Linked DNA regions of Homo sapiens: region 2 is linked to region 1. Evidence: read pairs that join two places in POLR2A ChIA-PET (ENCODE). Cell type or tissue: HepG2. All regions are shown on one strand. Each heading gives the region's core, and the rest is flanking DNA. Links, peaks and the distances in the headings are about the cores only.

The links. Peaks named below come from ENCODE experiments on the same cell type or tissue, not always from the same donor. Only the 100,000 strongest peaks of a DNase experiment are listed, where the experiment ranks them.
Region 2: POLR2A ChIA-PET joins it to region 1 with 5 read pairs; 2 of 35 experiments call an interaction of 5 or more read pairs at or near these places.

What each region holds. Positions count from the first base shown.
Region 1 is chr9:6,230,621-6,243,118 of GRCh38, forward strand. IL33 (interleukin 33) reads left to right here. Exons shown (of 8, transcript NM_033439.4): 2 at 11,064-11,165. The coding sequence starts at 11,075. All of the region lies in intron 2 of LOC107987046 (a long non-coding RNA gene), which reads right to left. Among named protein-coding and RNA genes, the nearest start is that of IL33, 21 kb to the left of the region's middle. In HepG2, for the core only: no CTCF peak of the experiment used is centred there; a DNase peak (open chromatin) is centred at 6,371.
Region 2 is chr9:6,398,474-6,410,971 of GRCh38, forward strand. No RefSeq gene overlaps it. Among named protein-coding and RNA genes, the nearest start is that of UHRF2, 8.5 kb to the right of the region's middle. In HepG2, for the core only: no CTCF peak of the experiment used is centred there; no DNase peak of the experiment used is centred there.

The sequences.
Region 1 (12,498 bases), core at 5,227-7,726:
TTGGCAAACTTAGTCATAATCCCCATTTCCTCTCCTTATCAGCCAGGACCTGTCTTCTTCCACTGATTCCACTGGTATTGCTTCCAGTACCCAGCAATATGTTCATTCATCCCACTATATCCTCATAGATCCTCTTCCCATTCAAGAGAAACCAAGCTTGACAAGGAGATGAATCAAATATAAGGTCCTGGGATTCAATTATGCCCCATTCTACCAATGTTCTCCATGAACTAAGAGAAAGAGCCAGATAGCCCTAATATCAGATTCTGGCTTTGCTACTTCTTACCTATGTGACGTTTTGCAAGAGCCACTATTTCTTCACTTCTAAAAGGGAGACAATCATATCCAAACTCCAGAAACACAGTGACATTAGAGATAATATACATAGAGCATCAGTCTTACAGAAGACGCCAAACATTGCAGCTACTACTATCATCATTATCATCTTCACCACAACCACCATTATTAAGCATCTGAATTAATGCAGACTCCTGGCTGGTCTCATCCCTTCCCTCTTATTGCCCTCCATCTGTTTCTCACATGATAGTCACAGCACTAGTTTAAAAATAAAAATCAAATCACATCCCATGTTACTCAAAACCCTTCTTTGGCTTCTCAATGCACTCTGAATGAAATCCAAGCTTCTTCCTTTGGCCTCCAGGGCCCAGCCCAACCAAGCTTCTGTCCCCTTCTCTCTACAGCCCCTTCACATTATGCTCTCCCCATTGCCCGCTCTGCTCCAGCCACACTAGCACTCTCTGTTCACTGAGCACTGCGGCTTCTGTCCATCTCAGGGCCTTTGCCCCTGAGGTTTTCTCTTCCCTGTGTCTCTTCCCTTTCATATGTTCCTCACGCCCTTTGGGTGCAGTTTAAATGTCACCTTCTCTGACTACACTACCTTAGTACCATTCTACTTTATCTTCTTTACCAGTCCAATTCTTTTTTATCACTGTTCATTAATAACATATTTGTACAACTATGTGAATAACTTCTATCTCCCCAATAGAAAGTAAACTCCAGGAGGGCAAGACAGTTTGCTTTGTTCAGTACTGTATCCCCAGCACCTAGCCCAGTACTAGAAGTAGTATTTTATTTATTAATGTTTTTAGGCAGCACTCCATGCTGTAGTACAAGCAAATGCAAATCCAGCATCATTTGTGCCCTCAGGATCTCGAGGAGGTTAGGATTTCCTTACAATCATTCCCAGTTGTGTCTCTTTTCAGAGAATTTACTCTCTAGGACATCAAAGGTCAAACTTTCTCTTTTCTGTATTATCTAAATTTTCCACAATGAGTATGCATTTTTAGTAAGAATTTCTCATAAACTCAGCATTGTAACAAGACTCATCACAGCAAATCAGTCTGATTAAATGAATTTATTTTGAAAGTAAAATTCACAATAAAAGAAGAAAGTCCAACAGCCAACTTAACATTCTTAAAGGTATTAGCATTTAAAAGTGGGAAATTGCTAATCAAAGAGCATTGTCTGACATATAAGAGGTTAGTGATTCAATAAATGATTTTCCAGCTGATCAGATGTAGATAATATGACAATGTGAAATGAAAACATTCATGCAGCACCCCATGAGTTAATGATGGTGGAATACATAGTCCTTGGCATGCAAAGGGTGCTCAATATTTGTTGGATGTAAGTTTCTGGAAGATTTCTTCAGCCAAAGAGAAAACTACGCAAATTTGCATCTTTGAAAATGAAAATACCTCATATATTTCTCACTGTTGTTGTTGTTCAGAGGTGAATGACCAACTAATAAATTTCTATTTAAATTATTTTATTTAATTATTATTTCTTGACAGATTAAAATCTTTCAGGTTGTTTCCCTAATTTAAATGTATGTCATTTCCTCTGGGATGTTCCCCACCCACACACAAGCATACTCCTTACTCTCTCCCTCCTTTTCCTTCAAAAGCACTATTTCCTATGATTATCTAAAATGTGACTTTCCCCTGGTGATGCCATATTCTTAAAACCCACTCCATTTTCTTGTGTGCACATTTCCCAGGGCTAGTAGAGAAAGCCTTTCTAACCCCATCCCCAACCCTGGGCCCAACTACTTAAACTAATCTCTTTCCTTTCTGGTCACTAGGGACCCTGACCTCCTTTTCTGTTCACTATTGCCTCTGCTGCTGTCACCCTTGGTGATTTCATTGCTGTTGTCACCCTTAGTGACTGCTTTGACTCTTTAACACTCCTCAGCAGTTCACCCAAAAAATCTCATTCTGACCACCATCATCATCAGAACATCTTTCTCTCTAAGATAAGGAACACTGGAATTCTTCTGTTTATGAACAAACTCCCATCTTTCTACTTCCTCCACTCCCATTTAAAAAATTCCTTTTTGAACCATTTTTTAAAATTGTGGTAAAACATACATAATATAAAATTTACCATTTTGACCATTTTTAAGTGTACGGTTCAGTGGCATTCACATTGTTGTACAACCATAACCACTCTCCATCTCCAGAACATTTTTTTCATCTTCCAAAACTGAAACTCTATGCTCACTGAACAATAACACCACATTCCAAAGTTAATTCTTTTTTATATTCTCTAAGGATCTGTTTCAGATTTTTCCCACTTATACTTAAAACTTCAAACCAATGCTTATTTCTCTTAATCTCCGTCTCTTTCAGAACCTACATTACAAAGATTGAAGCCATTTTATAAGACCCTTAAGTTCACATCCCTAGACCTTAAAACTTCACATCTTCTCTCATTCTCTCACTAGTTCCTCCTCTACTGCAGGAAGAAGTGTGCCTCCTCCTTTTCAAAGCTGATCCTTCCACTTGTGTTCTTTCCCCCTCTCTTCTGTATCTCCTCTGGAAATATTATGTAAGTTTTCCTCTTTTCATTGGCTACTTTCTTTCTGCATTGAAGCATACTCAAGAGTCTATCACATCCCAATATAAACCTCAATATTAATGACAATAATAATAACAAACATATTGAGTCTCTACTGTGCACCAGCTACTGTGCTAAGCGCTGAAAATATATCTTCTCATTTAATTCTCACAACAACCTAATGAGTTAAATTATGAAATTATTATGGGTAATATAACAGTTATTATGAAAATTTTCATTATTATTAAGAAACTGAGGCTTCAGAGACATCAAGCAACTTGTCCAAGGTCACCTAGCTAGTAAGTAGCATCTTCCCTTCTCCACACTACTGTGTAAAGATACCATTCTTTCTTTCTTTGTTCCCTTTCATTACTGTATTATACTTCTTGGAAATGTCTTACTTCCTCCTTCTCCACTCTGCGCAGTCCAGTGCAGTTGTTTTGAGATTCCCACCATACTTAAATGACTCCTCCAATGTCTCTTAATCTTCAACCAGGTCTCTATAGTACTCATTACCAACTGTTCCTGCTTTTTGAGACAGTGTTCTCTCTTAGCCTTCATAATATGAACTCTTCTTTTTTCTGCTTCTCTGTCTGGTCTTCTTATTAACTTCGTTTCTCCTCTTTCCCCTTACATGTTAGATATTCCAGAGTTTCATCTTCTTACAGCTTTCTCTTCCTGCTCCACACTCAGCCAAGACAATCTCATTCACTCCCACACAATAAACTATCATGCCTTCACAAATGAAGAGCAAATCCACATGGCTAAGTTTGGCCTCTGGCCACCTAGTTCCAACTCCCTGCTGAAATGTCCATATAACTGTTCCTCAAGTACCTCAAACTCCATCTGCCCTACATCAAACTAATTCCCTGTCCCTGTCACTGAACTCCCCACCTGAGTTTCCTATTATTAACCACTGGAATTATGTCCACTTCCCTTCACCACCCTGCTTCCCCTCATCCCCAGTCCAGAGCAGGTACACCCACATCCAGAAAGAGCCGAGGAGGCATTGTGGCAGACGTGCCCCTAAACTGGGAGTGAGACTTGGGTTTTAATCCTGACTCAGCCACTTGGTAACTGCATGACTTAGTGGTACAGAACAGGAATCTCTGGGGCCCTTACTCACACCAACCTGCAAGGACTCTATGAAGTACCTGTAGCACTCATCATTCCATCCCCTCCTCGTTAGTCCCATTAACATTGCCCTCACTAGGTCCTCACTGCTTTTTGCCTGGGATATTTTAACTGGCCTCCTAACTATTCATTCTTTTTGCCTCCGTCTCCTTCTTTCCTTCCTTCAGATGGTGCTTCACACAGACATAAAATTATATTCACAAAACACACTCTAGATGATGTTTCTCATTTGCTTTAGAAACTTTCAAAAGATTCGTGTTGTCCACAGGATAAAATTCAAACTCCTTATTGTAGCATTCATAGTCCTCTGCATACTGGTCCCAACATAACATGTGAAACTTCACTTTGTCTGAACTGAATTTCAAATGTAGTTGTGGTATGTATTTGGAAGGAAAAAAAAATCCCAAATGTATTCTTTTTTCACTATCTTTATTTTTTTCATTTTTGGTGACAAGAGTCTCACTCTGTGGTCCAGACTGGAGTATAGTGCTATCAGAGCTTACTACAACTTTAAACTTCTGGGCTCAGGTGATCCTCCCACCTCAGTCTCCCAAGTAGCTAAGACTGCACGTGCACACCACCCAGTCCAGCTAATTTTTAAAAATTTTTTCTGTAGAGACAGGATCTCTTTATGTTGCCTAGGCTGGTCTTGAACTCCTGGCCTCAAGTGGTCCTCCTGCTTAGGCCTCCCAATGCACTGGGATTACAGGCATGAGACACACACCCAGCCCTGACTTATTCTTTATACCAAAAGTAACACTGAGTCAATCAAAGATTTATGTATAAACTATTAAACATTAAAGTTTTAGATAATATCATAAGTAAATTTATTTATAATCTTGGAAGAGAAAAGGTATTTTGAAGCAGAACACAAAACCAGAAGTTCTCAAAGAAAACACTGATTATATTTTACCACATAATATTTGAAAACTTATGTATGGCCAAAAAATGCCATTAGTGAAATCTAAACATAAATGACACAGGGGAAAAAGTTGTAACACAAATCACAGACAAGGGTCTAATTTCTTAGTTTAGGTAGAGTCCTTAAAATCAATAATTTATAGAAATTAACAATACACATTTTTTAAAAGATGCTCAATCTCATGAAATAAAGGAATAAAATTCAAAACTATCAGATAGTTTACACTCTTTAGAAAGGCAAACATTTCAAAGGTAATGACACTCATTGTTGCTAGAAAGATGGAGAAAAGGGTACTCCCCTGGATTGTTCACAAAACTGTTAATTAATACAAGTTTTTGGAAGTCAATTCATTAATATCTGTCAAGCTATAAGATACATGTACCCTCTGATCCAGCAATTCCACTACTAGGAGTTTATGCTACCAATAAACTTATAAATATTTTCAAAGAATCACAACATACACCCACACCCACCCACACCCATACACACACACACACACACACACACACACACACACACACACAACTGTCAGTTGCAACACTGGCAATATTAGAAAACAAAAACAAAAATAAAATCTGGAAACAGCCAGTGTTAATCAATAAAAGACTCGTTAAGATATATTTCTATGATTGAATGCTATTTATAATGTTACTTGTAAAAGAATGTTTCTAATATGTGAAAATATTTATGATATAGTGTTAATTGGAAAATGCAAAAAAAAGCTTAAAATATATTTGCAGTATGATTCTATTTTTTAAATAAAAGAGATGTGTATAATTTTTTACATAGAAAAAAGAATGTCAGGATCTACCACGCATACACTTTCCTGTCATTTACATATTTTCTAAGTGCACATGTATCTTTTTTATAATCAGAAAAAAATTACTTTAAATGTTTTCAACTTTCTGTAGAAAAGAGAAAGGAAATTAAACAATCTGTGTCCTTCTATATTATATGTTATGCAATAAACACTGCCTAGAGCCTATATTGCAAAGATTTTATAAAAGTTAATGATTAACTAAGTGTAACTCTTTGACAGTGCTACAACTAGGCCGGGTGCAGTGGCTCACGCCTGTAATCCCAGCACTTTGGGAGGCTGAGGCAGGAGGATCACTTGCGGTCAGGAGTTCAGGACCAGCCTGGCCAACATGGTGAAACCCCATCTCTATAAAAATACAAAAAAAATTGGCCAGGTGTGGTGGCATACACCTTGTAGTCCCAGCTACTTGGGAGGCTGAGACAGAAGAATTGCTTTAATCTGGGAGGTGGAGGCTGCAGTGAGCTGAGATCGTGCCACTGCACTCCAGCCTGGGCAGCAGAGGGAGACTCTGTCTCAAAAAATAAATAAATAAATAAAATGAAAGTGCTACAGCTAAAATAATCTCTGTTTAGGATCTGACGGTAGGAAAAAGATAAGCTCCCACACGTTCTAATGCATTTAAGTAGCTCCATCTGCATTGCCTCATACATCAATACTGTCATCCAATGTTGCTTAATCCATGTGTGTGTGTGTCTATATAAGTAGAACTGGGATGTAACTGCCTTAAATACTACAATTGCTGACTACAGGAAACCTCATCATCTGAGACCAGCACTTTATAAATTAGGTGAGTATCATAACCAGTGTGCAGGGATATCTGCTGTATATCATTGGGAATAGCAGCAAAAAAGAACAAGTGATGTTCCTATTGCCATATGTTCTGAAATATTTCTGATATAAAAATAGGGGAGTAATGAGTCAATTTTAGTATGAAAAAAATGGTGAAAAGAGTGATCAAGGCAAAGAATTTGCAGGTTATTTGAAGAAAATACTTTTTCAGAATAGGATTTGAAAATATTTCCTGACTATGCTTTTGACTTATCATGTGGTTCTATAAAGGGTGTTGACTTTCTCTGTGTCAATGACTCCATTGTAAATGTGGTATTTTCAGCTTCTCTATCTTGCTCAATTATACAAGCCAATACTGGTTTACAGCAAAGTTCTTCCAAGTGCGTTCTCTCAAACTAGTCCATGAGGGTGATAAGACGGGAGAAAAAGGTTATGAGATCAAATAACTACTGAAAACAATAGTTAAACAAAGGTACCCATGAGTCTTCAATAAAGGACTATCAACACCTTTTCTATGCTAACATGACTCTGACTCTCCTAGAGATAGAATGTAGATTGGAACATTTCCCATATTTATTTGAAAATATAACTTTTTGTTAAAATATTCTAAGATTATTAAAAAAAGTAACTTTTTTGAATGACCAGGAATTGTTTTTTCTAGGATATAAGTATCTTTGGGTAGAAGAGAAAACAAACAACGTCAAGGCAATGCAGTTTTTATGTTAGTAAAGTGTTACTTCATTATCTACTGTGTGCAGGTTACTATTTAAACTATTTTATATACAACTTAAAATACAACTACAATTGGGTTCCCTATCTTATTATTCCAAATGCGTGATTACAAATTAACAACCATATTCAGAAACTTATTATTTCAAAGAAGTTGGACAACTGCTTTGTGTATAAGAAAGGCTGAGTGTTTGGAGTTAAATTCCCAGTTCTGATTATTTTCTTCCTGTTTTGAGGCGGAAAGGGAGAAAGAATGGAGGGAGACAGGATAGGGAAGTACTGGCATCAAGATGGAAGTCAGGAGGCTAGATTCTGTTCCTGGTTCTGTTTCATAATCCTGGGTGAGGCACTTAATCTTCAGAGTTTCAGTCTACTCATCTGTAAAGTTAGGGGCTCAGTAAAATGATATGTAAGATCCTCTGCTTCTAAGCATTCTTGACCAAAAAAGGTAGGAGAATCAGAGGAAGAAAATAAAAGTTCATGTGAGGTCTTCAAGCTGTGTGAGCACAACATTTACTCCCATGGCAAGACTGAGGGACAGAATAGGTAGTCTTCAACTGGCTGACCATTGAGGATTTTGCACATGGGACTGGATGTAAATAGGTGGCATGCACATAATGTTATAGCAGTTCTACCTAGACAAGATCATCTGGAGTTTCAGCCTCCAGAGGTTTGTCCAGGGACAAAATAGGGTGCCTAAAGTTTACCTTCTAACGAGTCCTCTAATCCAAGAACTCAATGCTCTTCTTTTAACTGCTAGAAGAGATTATTCATATGAAGCTCATAAGAGATTTAAATTGTAACCACTGCTGGGATAATTTGGTTTGTTTGTTTGTTTGTAGTGTGGCAAAACAGGAGGCCATACTTAAAAAGAAGAAGCAATAATTATTGATAGAATTGCAGGCAATGTCAGAGAGTTTAAGACTGGAGAAGAAGTCCTGCTCCCTCCACAAACCACAGCACAGTGTCATACCCTGATGTCGAAGCCAGATTGCAGAACCATACTAAGAGAATATGGAATTTTCTGCAATTTATGATACAGAACTCCATATTTTTTCAGTACGATACAGTGACCCAGCTTGATCATCAAGGTATCACATCGATTGATGTCCCTTGCTTGAATCAAGTATTAAATTGGGGGTTGCAAGATGGTGATTTGTCTGATTCTGAGAGAGAAAGAACAAAGAAACCAGCTAGGCAAATAGGGCAAAGTCCTCGGCAGAACTGCTCTTCTAACAAAGAGCAGCCTGAGAGATCAAGCCGCAAACATAGAAAAGGAAGCAAGCTCCAGCACAAAAGAGTGCCTTCTGTGTAATCAGCAAATTTCAAATTTCATATACATTCAGTTGGCCTCAGTGAACACATTCCTTTCCTTTTTTGGTTATATTCAAATAAGGAAGCTTGCTCAGGAGGGCATGCTTGGAACATGCCTACAGCTACACAGATAAGGGGAGTTACACTGAGCTAGGCATGTCCACAATGGAGGATTCTATCCCCAACACGTGCACAGTAAGGGAAGTCAAACAACATGAAGTAACTTAGGCTACGAGCCCACATGCACACTGGAAGGACAGCGTGGGGGTTGTCAGAAATTCATGCCTTCTGCAAATGACACACCTAGTCCTAACCAGTTTTTCACACCTTATGTAAATAAAGTACCCCCTCCCCACTAGCTCATTTATAAAAACCCTTGTATTCCACTATAGAATAGCAACCCTTTTTCAGGGCCCCTCTCTGCAGCAGAGAGCTTTCTCTCCTTCTTTCATTTATTAAACTTCTGCTCTAACCTCACCCTTGGTGTGTCCACCTTCCTTGATTTCCTCAGTTGTGGGACCAAGAACTCCGGGTGGCATCCCAGACAATGAGGCCTATTTCAATGCTATCATTCCTTCTGTAATGACTAGACCCCTCCCTATTCAACTAGCCTCACTAGTTTTTTAGTGACTCTGCTTTCTGGCACAACAGGATGTTCCATGTTCACCACTACTTTACCAGCTCCAGATCTGGAGCAGCTGTTCCTTTCGGTGGAGAAAGTACTAAGAAACTAAGATATGGGCACACTGATATTGCTGACTCATATTTAACATTCCATAGGTTTTCTCATGACTTCTTTTATGTTTGTGTCTCCTTTCCCCTACAGTCAAAACCATGTAACATAATGTATCTACTTATTTGCTCTATACTAAAGTATAACAAAACAGTCTCAGAACTTCAGTACCAGTATTTCCACTATCTACAAAAAGAGTCCAACTTTGTAAAATAGTTGAAGAGATTTATTCTGAGCCAAATATGAGTGACCACGGCCTGTGACAAAGCCCTCAGGAGATCCTGAGAACATGTGCTCAAAGTGGTTGGTGTGCATTTTGGTTTTATGCATTTTAGGGAGACATGAGACTTCAATCAAATACATTTAAGAAATACATTCATTTGGTCCAGAAAGGTGGGATAACTTGAAGCGTGGGGTGGAGGGGTTCAGCTGGGAGATGGGTAAGGGATAAAAGACTACAGTCAACTGGGATCAATAAAAAGGAATGTCTGGGTTAAAATAAAGGATTGTGGAAACCAAAGTTCTTATTTGCAGAGGAAGCCTTCAGGTTGTAGGCTTCAGAGAGAATAGATTATAAAATGTCAATTCTAATACAGTGGTATTTGTGTATCTAAACATATCTAAACACAGAAAAAGTAAAGTAAAAATATGGTATGAAGATTTAAAAATGGTGCACTTGTATTGGGCAATTAACCATGAATGGAGCTTGCAGGACTGGAAAATGAGTCTAGGTGAGTTAATAAGTAGTGAGTGAATGTGAAGGCGTAGGTCGTTACTGACCACGACTATAGACTTCATGATCACTGTACACTTAGACTACACTAAATTTATTTAAAATTGTTTCCTTTTTCCATAATAAATTAACCTTGCTTACTATAACTTTTTTACTTTATAAACTTTTAGTTTTTTTAATGTTTTGACTCTTGTAATAACACTTAGCTTAAAATACAAACATCATACAGCTGTACAAAAATTTCTTCCTTTATATCCTTATTCTATAAGCTTTTTTCTATTTTAAACATTTTTAATTTTAATTTTTTACTTTTTACGCTTTTTCCTTAAAATCTAAGACACAAACACACACACCCTAGTCTAGGCCTACACAGGGTCAGGATCATTAATATCACTGTCTTTCACTTCCATATCTTGCCCTACTGGAAGTTCTTCAGGGGCAATAACATGCATGGAGCTGTCATTTCCTATAACAATGTCTTCCTCTGGAATACCTTTTTGACAGAACTGCCTGAGGCTGCTTTACAATTAACTTGTTTTTTAATAAGTAGAAGGAACACAATCTACAATAATGATAAAAAGTATAGTATAGCAAATACATAAACCAGTAACATAGTCATTTGTTACCAAGTATTATATACTATGCATGATTGTATGTGCTATACTTTTATACAACTGGCAGTGCAGTGGGTTGTTTACACCACCATCACCACAAACACGCAAGTAATGAATTGTTCTAGGATGTTATGATGGCTACAACAGCACTAGGTGATAAGAATTTATCAGCTCCACTATAATCTTGTGAGACCACCATTGTATATGTGCAATCCATTGACCAAAGCCTCATTATGCAGTGCAGAGTACCATATCCTAGCATGAATGCATAGTTAGAATACTACGTTCAAACTTTACTGAAATAATTATTTCCTCTATATGGTTATGTTACCAATTTGGTAGTGAGCTAGCCACAGTTGTTTCCGTTTGTTTTTAAGTTGAGACAAATGAACTAATATTATATTTTAATCCAACAGAATACTGAAAAATGAAGCCTAAAATGAAGTATTCAACCAACAAAATTTCCACAGCAAAGTGGAAGAACACAGCAAGCAAAGCCTTGTGTTTCAAGCTGGGAAGTAAGGACTTAAGTTATCTCTGAATGTTTTACGCACTATTTTTATCTGTTATCAAATATTTATACTCCAATGTTTATACATGCTATCTTATCAAAATCTACTAAGAATACAAGAACTAAAATAAAAAGAGATGGCACATAAGGGTATAATACAGCAGACTGGTTTTGAACCAACCATATATAGCCAACTTTGGCATATTTGATACATCACCAGGCAGGAATAGCTGAGATAATCTGAACCTGTGAATAGTGATAAACTTAATTATAGCCTTTTATATCAACCACTTTTTGCTCCACACACCTCCTGCTGCCAAACCCCCAAAACCTTTTCCCTGATAAACTAGCAAACTTTTAAGCAGGTCCACTTTTATTCAACAAATATTCATTAAGACCTTTGGTGGTATCAGGCATGTGGTCTTAACTTGCGACTACTGATGAAGAAGAGAATAACAGATGAAGATATTTGAATAATCATCTTAGTCAATTTGTGTTACCATAGAAATATACCTGAAGCTGGGTAATTTAACCCTTTTTCCATTTAGAAAAAAAAGTGCAGCTTGCTGCCAGCGCTTATTTAATTTTACATAAACATCTCTTTGAGGCTGAAGCAAATCTGATTTTCAATGCAAAAATAGAATACAAAAACTGTTCTTGGAGTTATTTCTAAACAGAACTACCATCAGCATTGTCTATTTCAGAAAAAATGAGATTCACCAAATGAAACTTCAGCAAGCAACTAACTGTTCAAGAAGTGTTCAAGAATGTTAACATCACATGTAGGAATGCTACATTTTCCAGGATTTGACATTTTCAGCGATCAAGAATTACTATATTTTATCAATGAAAATACCACTACTAAAAACATAAATAGAATGATGTCTTTTGTTTCCAAAGTTGATATACTAGAGAGATGTAAAAATAATAATAAAAGCAAGATCTTTCGTGGCAAAGTTATCTTAAACACTGCAGAAGCACTGCCAGTAATTATTCTCTGGGCAAATGGGAAAGGGTTAAAAACAAAAGAGGTTTATTTGGTTTACAGTTCTGCAGGCTGTACAAGAAGCATGGTGCTAGCATCTGCTTCTGGTGAGGGCTTCAGGCTATTTCCACTCATGATGGAAAGGGAAGGGAAACCAGTATGTGCAGAGGTCACATAGGGGGAGAACAGAGGGAGAACAGAAGCAGGAGAAAGAGGAGAGGAGGGACCAACCTTTTTTCAACAACCATCTTGCAAACTAAGAGTGAGAATTCGCTCTTGTGAGAATGGCACCAAGCTGTTCATGAGTGGTCTGCCCCATGATCCAAATACCTCCCACAAGGCCCCACCTCCAACA
Region 2 (12,498 bases), core at 5,095-7,594, 170 kb after region 1:
GTATAAAGTTATTTATATGTGCCAATTTCAACCACATTCATTTCCTAACCTATGATTTTTCTTCCACTGCTCTATGAATTTCAGAATAATTGAAATCCTCAAGGAATATATGTTAGGTATAATCCCCTCTTTTAAAAAAAGTTGTATCTTGTTTCAGTTTATACCCGCCAATCTCAGTCTCAGAAAGCTAAATGAAAACATATTCTGGCTCTTTGTTTTGGCTTTTAAAAATTGTACACATCAGATATTTTCAATACACACACACACACTCCAGTAGGTCTCATTATTTTCTATCTTCTCTTTCACATGCCCCTTTAGACTCTTCATTGAAGAACCTAAACCACATTGTAAGTCAAGCTCACTGTCCTCTACTTTCCCTACCCTTGTCTCACGTCAAGGGGTTCATCTCCATCCAGTCCTGCATTTGTCAATGCTGCAGCAGTCTGTGTTCACATAGCTCCTAATCACCTCTTTGCAATGGAGTTTAGCTTATTTCACTCCTAGGGGGCCTTGTAAATTTTAGAATCACCAGCTTCCCTCTCTGAATCATGTGGTTCCAGTTATATTGGTTTTGGGAGAGAGGTGAAGCAGGTCAGGCTGCTCTGCTGTTTACAGCCTGTCTCTTTAATTCTCTGCCCACTGCACTCGTAACAGGACTAACATGAGGCTGAAGAATGGCTAACAGTTTTCTGAAGAATTGGGAAAAAGCTAGAGTGAATTACAGTGTAAGAAAAGCATAGAACTAGGTGTGGTGGCATGTGCCTATAATTCCAGCTACTGGGGAGGCTGAGGCTAAATTCCTGGCTTGAGCCCAGGAGTTCAAGAGTAGCCTAGGCAACGTAGCAAGACCCTGTCTTGGAAAAAGAAAAAAAAAAAGCCCAGCTGAGAAAAAAAAATTACAGAAAAGCACAGAACTGGTGCTATGGGTCCAAAGGAAAAGAAATTAGCCTTTCATATGGGTCTCCTAGGGTGAGCACCACAGTTCCTAGACATGCTCCCACATTGTTTCAAAGTTCACTCTGCACAGAGAGCTTCTTCTTTACCCTTTTCAGTGAGATTCTACACTTTGCCACTTTAGGAATATCCTATTCCCTAACACAGAAGTGATGTACTTCTCCTAGACCCTGTGCCCTGTGCCCCACCACACCCTAGGGCAATTCACCTGAAGCTAAATATTTCCCTAAATTTTCATTGTGTCTGGAAAGATAGTACACAGAAGCTTCAGCAGAATTGTTCGATTTTGGGAGACTCAAAGTATGCACACTTTCACAAAATATTTGCTAGTTTAGAGTGAAGTTATGCCTCCTTATTCCTGTGTAAATCTAGTAGAAAACACATGTGCATGCATGCACATGCATCACACATGCACGCATAGCACACGTTCCCACATTCAGACATACCCATATATGTGTGCATATACACAGCATACATACATGTACACATACATACATGCCTGCATGTGCATGCATGCACAGTACCATACCTTTCAAAAATCAGAAGAACTAAACAATCTCTCATCAATACCCTTAGCTGCAGAACCTATAGAAGATTATAAATGTAGCTTTTCTTTACCTTTGGCCACATTAACGTTTTTTGTTGTTGTTGTTGTTGTTGTTTTTGAGGCATAGTCTCGCTCTGTCCCCAGGCTGGAGTGCAGAGGCATGATTTTGGCTCACTGCAACCTCCATCTCCCAGGTTCAAGCCATTCTCCCACCTCAGCCTCCCGAGTAGCTGGGACTACAGGTGTGTGCCACCACTCCCAGGTAATTTTTGTATTTTTAGTAGAGATGGGTTTCTCTATGTTGGCCAGGCTGGTCTCGAACTCCTGACCTCAGTAATCCACCTGCCTAGGCCTCCTGAAGTGCTGGGATTACAGGCGTGAGCCACCGCCCCTAGCCTCCACATCAAATTCTTATGCTGGGTTTTCACCCTAATTAAACTGTGAAAGAGGAGGAAGAAATCTTTTCCTTTTTAATATCTCTATACAGGTCAATCTTGAGGCCAGGGATAGAATTTATGCTTTAATTTATACCACCAATAGATAAAAATAAAAAGTCCCATTTTTCTAACAAGAACATCTATATAATTATGTGAATATAGGCATGCGTAAACATTTAATATACATACATTAAAGTGAACAAATCACAGGTGTATAGTTCAATAAATATTTATATATATAAACCACCCTGTGGTCACTACCCAGGTCATAATATAGAATATTATGATCACCTAGAAGGTTCCTTTGCACCTTTCCCAGTTAATACGACCAATTTCTCCACTCCCCAAAGTTTTTACTTCTAACACTATGAATTAAGTTTGCATATTTCTGAACTTTACATGAAGTTAGTCATACAGAATATGCTTTTTTTACTCAGTGTAATGATTTAGAGATCAATTCATGTTGTGGTGTGTATCAGTAGTTCATTCTTTTTTGTTGCTATGTAGTATTCCATTATGTAAATATACTATAATTTGCTCATCCATTCTCGTATTTGTAGACATTTAGGTGGTTTTCAATTTGGGCCAATTACAACTAAATCTATTACAAACATTCTTGTACCTTATTGGACATATGCACTAATTTCTATTGCATACATAGCTACGAGTAGAATTGTTCCTAGACTAGGTACATAGAAACTACCCAGCAGGTTTCCAACTTGGTTTAATCAACTCACACTCCACCAGCAATATATGAAAGTCCCAGATGCTCTATATTCTTGCTAATACTCAATATTATCAGCCTTCTAATCATTAGCACATGCTAGCGGGACATACATTTCCTTGATAGTGATATTTAGGATCTTTTCATAGGTGTGGAGGCCATTTAGATGTCCTCTTTTGTGAAGGGCCTGTGCCTATTTTTTTCTCTGCCCCTCTCCCACTGAGCCTATTTTTAATTAGGTTGTTGTTCACCCATATTATTAAAATTGTACATATTTGTGACACATTTTAAGAAACTAAATACAGTCATCCCTGGGTTTACAGGGTATTGGTTCCAGGACTCCCATGTATACCAAAATCTACACATGCTCAAATCCCACTGTAGGCCCTGTGCATATTTGAAGTCAGTCCTCCATATAAGTGGATTTCGAGTCCCTCCAATACTGTATTTTTTATCTGTGTTATATTGAAAAAGAAATCTGCATATAAGTGAACCAATACTTATCAGCCAAAAAGATACCGATGACCAGTTAATGCTGGTAAACTTTGATCTACCTTAACCTTTGTGACTCAGTGTAATTTTTTCTAAGCCTAACTAAGGGAAAATTATATATTTTCTTGAGTGACTCCTCAGAATATATCATAGTGAAAGACATTAAGGATTATTGTTTTGATTGTTTAAAATTAATAGTAATTGCTATGAATAGCAATTCATAAAAATTGCTTTTAAAAAATCACAATACAGTTGATCCTTGAACAACACAGGTTTGAACTGTATTGGTTCACTTATATGCCGATTTCTTTTTCAATAGATTTCTTTTTCAAAATTCAGATTTCTTTTGCAAAATTCAGCCTGAACCAGCAATGTATGAAACATACTCACAACAATAATTTGTGGTAGACTGAGGGATTGAAAGATTATGAAAAATAGAGGACAAGATGTTACCAAAGCTATAAAAGGTTATCAATGAGTAATCTATTAATCTATTATAATTAGGGTTAGGAAGAGATGGTGTTTTAGATTAATTATAAAGATGACCAGGCTGGGCACAGTGGCTCACACCTGTAATCCCAGCACTTTGGAAGGCCGAGGCGGGCAGATCATGAGGTCAGGAGATCGAGACCATCCTGGCTAACACAGTGAAACCTCGTCTCTACTAAAAATACAAAGAATTAGCCAGGCGTGGTGATGGGCACCTGTCTGCAGTTCCAGCTACTCAGGAGGCTGAGGCAGGAGATTGGCATGAACCTGGGAGGCGGAGCTTGCAGTGAGCTGAGATCGCGCCACTGCACTCCAACCTGGGCGACAGAGCAAGACACTGTCTCAGAAAAAAAAAAAAATGCAAAATTAACCAAATGTAGTGGTGCGTGCCTGTAATACCAGCTACTCAGGAGGCAGAGGCAGAAGAATCGCTTGAACCCTGGAGGAGGAGGCTGCAGTGAGCCAAGATCACGCCATTGCACTCCAGCCTGGGCAACAGAGCAAGACTCTGTCTCAAAAAAAAAAAAAAAAGATGACCATAATTATTCCCCTCCCAATATACACACTCCTTTGCAATGAGACTTTGCAGCTCCTCCTATCAAGAGGAAGAATCAATTTTCCCTCTCCTTGAATCTGGGCTGGCCTTGTGACTTGCTTTAGCCAATAAAATCTGTTGAGGTGATCCTGTGCCAATTCCAGTCTTGGACCTCAAGAGGCCTTGGAGGCTTCCACTGGCTCTCTTAGAACCCTATCCAGTCACTGTGTGAATAAGTCGAGGCTAGACCCACATAGTACACTGACAGATTATCTTGGGTAAGAAATACTCTGCCAGAAGATCCTGAGATGTGCATGGAGACAAGTTTGACGGGTTATAAATTGTATTGCAATTTACAAAGGAAAGCACTTGAGGCTGGGTTTGGTGGCTCACACATGTAATCCCAGCACTTTGGGAGGCCGAGGCAGGTGAATCACTTGAGGTCAGGAGTTTGACACCACCCTGGCCAACACGGCGAAACCCCATCTCCACTAAAAATACAAAAATTACCAGGGAGCAGTGGCACACACCTGTAGTCCCAGCTACTCGGGATGCTGAGGCAGGAGAATCGCTTGAACCTGGGAGGCAGAGGCTGCAGTGATGCAAGATTGTGCCACTGCACTCCAGCCTAGGTGAAATAGCAAGACTCCATCTCAAAAAAAAAAACAAAAAAAAAAAAAACAAAAAAAACTTGAGGTCAGGAGTTTGAGAAAGCATTTGCGTATCAACAAGAGCAAGGAAAATTCTGCCCACCTTTTTAAAAATGCATTTTTGTCGAAGCCCTGAAATCCTTGCCTGCCTGCCAAACAGTTTAGCTTTACTAATATCATCATTTTATTATATTATAATGGGATTTATTTGGATAATTACTTAGATAATTTGTTGCATTTTGTATATATTACTTTATACCACTTAGTAGAAAATAGAAAAAGTGAAAGTACTGCTTATAATGACAGTGCAATTGGGAGCAAGATGGACTCATTAAGTTTGCCAAAAGCAATAGTCAGCTGGCACAGTGGCTCACGCTTGTAATCCCAACACTTCGGGAGACTGAGGCGGAAGGATTGCTTGAGCTCAGGAGATGGAGACCAGCCTGGGCAACATGGAGAGAACTCATCTCTAATAAAAATCAAAAAAATTAGCTGGGTGTGATGTGTGCACTTGTAGTCTCAGTTAATTGAGAGGCTGAGGCAGGAGAATCACTTGAATCCAGGAGGTTGAGGCTGCAGTAAGTCCTAATCACACCACTGCACTCCAGCCTGGGCCACATAGCGAAATCATATCTCAAACAAAACAAAACAGCCAACCAAACAAAACCCAAAAGCAATAGTCATTAGTTTCAACCTAATGTTTATTGGACTAAAGATGATCTACTGTGTACTCAATAATTAAGGGAAATAACAAAATTAAAGAATATGAGAAATATGCTAGATTAACTCAACTCTTGCTCAAAAACCTCATTTAAATGATAGTAAAGGAATATTTAATGTAATTCAAAAGAACAGAAACAAGATACTAACACATCCTTAGAAGATGAAAAGCCTATGGATTACTTGTTGATCTCTACCCCAGAGAAACTCTGCACACAGTGGAATGTACAAGAATGTTTAGAACATTGTTTGTAAGAGTAAAAAATAGAAACAACCTGAATATACATCAAAAAGAGAATGATTGGCTGGGCATGGTGGCTCATGCCTATAATCCCAGCACTTTGGGAGGCTGGAGCGGGAGGACGGCTTCAGCCCAAAAGTTCCAGACCAGCCTGGGCAACATAGCCAGATTTCATCTCTACCAAAAAAAAAAAAAAAAAAAAAATTAGGCAGGATGGCATGTGCCTGTAGTCCTAGCTACTTCGGAGGCTAAGGTGGGAGTATCACTTGAGCCCAGGAGTTTGAGGTTGCAGTGAGCTAGAAACGTGCCACTGCACTCCACCCTGGCCACAGAGCAAGACTTCATCTTTAAAGAGAGAGAGAGAGAGAAGAGAGAATGACTACATTATGGTATACTTAAACAATGGAATATGATAGATTAGTAAAAATGAATGCCATGGAACTAGGGTCAGCAAACTGTGGCCCACAGGCCACATCCTATACTCTGATACCTATTTTTGTAAAAAAAGTTTTGTCAGAACAAAGTTTTATTCATTCATTTATATACTGAGTGGAGCTGCTTTTGTAGAACTGTAGAATGAAGTAGTTGCAATACAGATCATCTGCCTTCAAGATCTGACATATTTACCCTCTGACCCTTTAAGAAAAAGTTTGTACTAGAGCTACACGTCAACACGAACAGATCCCAGAAAACTAATAATGATTTTAAAAAAGCAAGTTTTAAAGTTATAAAAAAATCATGTTAAGTTTAAAAAGACACCCAAATTTATTATTGTTTAGAAATACACATACACATATTAAAAGTATAAAGATGCACATGACAATAATAAATCCCCAATTCAAGACAATGTTTATCTCTTTGGAAAAGAGAGAGAAAAGGGAATGTAAGCAGAGAGGGGTTTTAACTATTCGAAACATTTCTAAAGCAAGGTGGTGAATACAAGAGTGTTTACTATATTATTCTCTCTACCTTTTAAAATATGGCTAATATATTTCATAATTTTTTTTCAGAGATGGGGTCTTGCTCTGTTACCCAGGCTGGAATGTAGTGGCACAATCATGGCTTAGTGCAGCCACAAGCTCCTGAGCTCAAACGATCCTCCTGCTTCAATCTCCCAAGTAGCTGGGACTATAGATGTGCACTACCACATCTGAATAATTTAAAAAAATTTTTTGTAGACACATGGTCTCTGTAGGTTGCACAGACTGGTCTCAAACTCCTGGGCTCAAGCAATCCTCCCACCTCTATCTCCCAAAGTGCTGGGATTATAGACATGAGCCACCATGCCTGGCCCATATTTCATAATTTTAAAACTCTGTGGTTGTACTAAAAAGGGATTGAAAAATTAGATAGAAGAGTTGTGCAACAGATTCTATTTTCCAAAATTGGCTGCAATAATATCTTCCATCCCATGTGCTCTTCTTACAAAGTGACTTTGACACTCCTCCCACTGAGATGTGGGGTCTCTATTTACTCCCCTTGAAACTGAGAGTGCTTTTGTGAATGTTTTGATCAAAAGAATATGATAGAAATGACACTGTGGTCAGGCGTGGTGGCTCATGCCTGTAATCCCAGCACTTTGGGAGGCCAAGGCAGGCGGATCACTTGAGGTCAGGAGTTCAAGACCAGCCTGGCCAACATGGTGAAGCCCCGTCTCTACTAAAAATACAAAAATTAGCCAGACATGGTGGTGTGCCTGTAATCCCAGCTACTCGGGAGGCTGAGGCAGGAGAATCGCTTGAACCCAGGAGGCAGAGTTGCAGTGAGCTGAGATCACGCCACTGCACTCCAGCCTGGGCATCAGAGTGAGACCCTGTCTCAAAACAGACAAACAACACCAACCAAAAAAAAAAAAAAAAAAAAGAAATGACACTATATGACTTTCAAAGCTAAGCCACACAAAGTCATACAACTTCCACTTTGCTCACTAGAATTCTCACCCGTCTTTGATGTCTTCAACCACCATGTAAGCAGTCTGACTGCCCCTGAGGTGGCAATTCTGTGAGTGTCCAAACTAGCCCACAGAGAGAGACCACATGGAGAGATCCTGAGACTTCTTAAGGAAAGGAAGAGAGAGAGGAGACAGGAAAGAGGAGAGACAGAGAGAGAGACGGGGGTCGGGGGGCGAGAGAGAGAGAGAGAGACAGAGAGAGAGACCTAGCTAGGTCCTAACTAACCATGTCCTTGTTCTTCCAGTTCTGGCCCCATCTGATGATACTGGCATGAGAGACCTTGAGCCAGATTCAGGCTTTTAAACTGAGCCGTTTCTGAACTCCCGCTCCACAGAAACTGTTAGAGATAGTAAAGTACTTTTATTATAAATCTCTAAATTTTTTTTGCAAAGTAAGTTGCATGTGACAACCTAACTGGAAGTTGAACCTTAAGTTAACCCCATCATTAGGATGTTGAACCCTAAATGATGTCACACACAAAATTACAACAAATTTAAAGATCTAATTGTCTTTCTTTTGTGATTCTGGAATTGGGTAACATCTCATTCTATAAAACAGAATGGGTGTTCTTCCAAGCTGAGCAGAGGGGGTTGGCTTTATAGGCAAAGGGCTGAAGAAAGCAGAAAGCAGATTGACCGTTTCAAAGTTACTTTCCTCATACGGTTAAAACAGAGTGAACTTTTTTTTTTTTTGAGACAGAGTCTGGCTCTGTTGCCCAGGCTGGAGTGCAGTGGCACGATTTCAGCTCACTGCAACCTCCACATCCTAGTTTCAAGCGATTCTCTTGCCTTAGCCTCCCAAGTAGCTGGGACAACAAGCGTGTGCCACCACACCCAGCTAATTTTTGTATTTTTAGCAGAGACAGAGTTTCACCATGTTGGCCAGGCTGGTCTCGAACGCCTGACCTCAGGTGATCCGCTTGCCTTGGCCTCCCAAAGTGCTGAGATTACAGATGTGAGCCACCATACCTGGCCTAGAGTGAACTCTCTTATCATGCAGGCTCAGGTAAACTGGGGCCCCTCTGATTGGTGGCTGTGTTGCTATGAATTTCCTGGTTTATTTATTTATTTATTTGAAAACTAGCCCCTTTCAAAGTTCAGTTTTATTATGTGGCACTTAGCACAGGTGACTCCATGCTGGTTTGGTCTGGTCTGCTGGGGGTTAGTAGAGGATCAGTCTAATAATTTTTTTTTTTTTTTTAAACAGAGTCTCGCTCTGTTGCTCAGGCTGCAGTGCAGTGGCAGGATCTCAGTTCACTGCAACCTCTGTCTCCTGGGTTCAAGTGATTCTCCTGCCTCAGCTGGGATTACAGGCATGAGTATCTGGGATTACAGGCAAGCACCATCATGCCTGGCTAATTTTTGTATTTTTAGTGGAGATAGGGTTTCACCATGTTAGCCAGGCTGGTCTTGAACTCCTGACCTCAAGTGGTCCTCCCACCTTGGCCTCCCAAAGTGCCAGGATTACAGGTGTAAGCCACTGGCGCCCAGCCCTCCTAAATTTTGTTAAACACTGTCATCAGTATAAGAAATGAGCTAATTGATTCAAAGACCCTCAGAAATGTTCGGCAATAGGAATGACAAATTGCAGAAGGCAGAGGAAGGCATAAGATTGAAAATGGGGATACATTGCAAGTCTTTAGTGAGAATCCCAGGTCCCCACTCCTACCTGAGCTATCGGATTGTCCAAAGAACCAGGGTCACTCACTGCAGAAAAGAAGTTTATTCTTTGGACAAAGTTCAAAGTTATTTGGACAAAGTTCAAGGGGAAGCCTCCAGAGAAACAAGAGGGTCAATTGAAAGCTAAAGAACACTGGCCAGGGAGGAAGGAGACCAGAGGTTTAAACTTTAACACTCTTTCATTGGTTACATGTCCTTGTGCAAATCATTTCACCATTTGCTAAAGAGAAGGTTAGACCAGAATGAGCTCTAAAGTAGATTTTCATAGTAAAAATATGTGATTCTATTAAAAAGAAAGAGCACACTTTGACTAATTTAATATGACTAATTTAAGTAATGAGCAACCATATTAAGTGCTTTTTAGCCAATGGAAATTCTAGTGCATTTCTTGTAACATGTAGTCCTTTCTAAAATAGCATTAGAGATTATAATCCAAATCCTCCAGTTAAGAGAATTTAATGGTTTCCCCGCCCCATGGGACCAATGATAAGAGTATGGAACACGATATAGGGAATGGAAAGAATATGCATGCATCTAGGACTAGCGACTGCAAATATGTAACAACCCCTGAACCCAAAGCAACAGGGGAGGGAAAGATAGGTTACCAGAACATGGAAGAGCGAGTCACGTGGAGCAGGTCACCTGAAGAGGACAAGTGACATCATGCAAAGGCAAGAGACAGCCTGACTTGGTCTTGCAGGGAGAAAGCCACGGGAATATCCTGATCTCATTCTCTTCGTATCATGCAGGTTTTTGTCTGTGCTCCCTCCCCGTTGGTCAACCTCAGTTGGAAGCTTGAGGGTACTGCCTCTATATTCTTCCTACTCTTGGACTCTAGGACTGCAAACAGGTAGAGAGTGGCCCTGGAGGAGAAAAAGGAAGACATCCAACATAAAAGGGCAGATGAAAAGGTATTAATCATAGCTTCAGAGGATAGGTTGTAATTCATTCTTTAAAAATAAGTTACTGGCTTTGAGACAGTAGTTAAGAAACAAGACATTCTGAAGTATAAGATTCTGGAATTTGTTCTACAATCAACCTTTTTCTGTTTTGCCTCTTGACTTGAACAAATATTGGATCATGACTGATGGTACAAACTTTAGTATTTGCTTTTCATCCATGTAAATAATTTCTCTTTATTTTCCCTGTTCATATCCAAATGGTTTCAGCTACACACTTGGTAGTAAGGTATGATATGCCAAAACTGTCTTGGCTGAGCACTGTGGCTCACTCCTGTAGTCCCAACACTTTGAGAGGCTGAACCAAGTGGATCCTTGGGGGCCAGGAGTTTCAGACCAGCCTGGCCAACATGTTGAAACCCTGTCTCTACTAAAAATACAAAAATTTGCCAGGCGTGGTGGTGCATGCTTATAATCCAGCTACGTGGGATACTGATGCACAAGAATCGCTTGAACCTGGGAGGCACAGGTTGCAGTGAGCCGAGATTGCACCGCTGCACTCCAGCCTGGACAACAGAGTGAGATTCCATCTCAAAACCAAACAAACAAACAAAAAAAAACCCAACTGTCTAATATTGCTGTTTTTGTCAGAGAACTATTTTGTTTTTACAACTGGGCAGATGCCTAAGCACACAACAACAGTATTGCAGGCAAAGAGAGAAAACAGTACACAGTACTACATGGAGAAACACAGGAAGGGTGTGTTTTGTTACATATACAATCATTACTTGCAGTTATTTGTTTATACCCTAAGTCGCCTACTGCATATGTAAATTTATGTTTCCAGATGTAATTCATTTGGTCTGCAGGACAAATACATCATTTTTGAGTCTTACATCTCTAAACTCTGTGCTTAACAATATAGATTGTTTGGGATCTATACACAAATCCTATACAGTCTCAGTAGATACCTAATTTTGAGACAGTCATCTTATCCCCTCCCCACCCCTGCAGTTCTCCATTAAAGCCCCATCACATTAAGAAAGATAAATCTCATAAGAGTGTGTACAGGAGGTCTTAAAAAGTCCCTCTTTAAGAACTTTCCTATTTCTCTTCAATACGTCAAACTTCTATTTCCAGTGGTCAGTTAGACATCTCCAGCTAGACAGATGCTATATTTTGGATGCATTTCAAATGCAACACAGCTCATTTGGAACTCATTGTATTTTCCCGACTTGCCTCCTCTACAAGTTCAGAGCATCACCATCTGCTCGAGCCATCAATTTAAATCTCCTAAGCTAGAAACTTGGGAACTGTTCTCAACATTCCATTTTCCTCATCCTTTATATCCACAATCCTACAAGTTTTATAGGCTCAATTTTCTAGAATACTCTGGAATACATCCTCTCCTCTCCTACTTACCGCCACTAATTTCACCAAAACTGACACAATTGCCTCCTCTGTAAACTTTCTGACAATAAGTTCTCCCCTCATGTCCCTCTTCCTTACTTTTTCCCTAAGGCATCTGTCCAGATTCCTTTTGCTATTATTTCAAATGCATATTTAATTACATCCATCTACTCCTTAAAAATCTTAGTTTTTCCCTGGGGCCCACAAAAATCATCTGCTTTGAATGTTAATTTTCACACACTGCCCTTTTCTATTTAGTCAACCATTCTCTGATTTGCAGTCTCTTCTGACCTGTAAAAAATGCACACTTTTTTGTCTTTGTTTAAGCACTCTTTCCTCTTTGGGCATACTCTGTTTATCTAAATCTTCTCCATAACAGCAGTACTAAAATAATTTATTGTGTACTACTAAGGGATAGTATGCAAACCACTTTACAATCATTAGGTTATTTCAAGCACCATTTTACATTGAGGAAATTGAGGATGTTATTTGTACAAGATCACATTTTTAAGCAAGCAGTAAAACTGGGATTATAATTCCGGTCTATCTCAATCCATGAACTGAACATTTAAATGCTGCCTCCTACTACAATGTATCACATAACTCGTGTCAAGTTGTACAGTTATTTTTAAGCTTCCAGATCATTCTAGTTCCCCTTTTCTTAATCATTCTAGTTCTCCTCTCATCTGTAATCATGGTTTGCGCCAACATCAGTGTTTAGTACTAAGTTATTCTTTAATATTTTATTTTTGTTAAATCTTATCTCAAC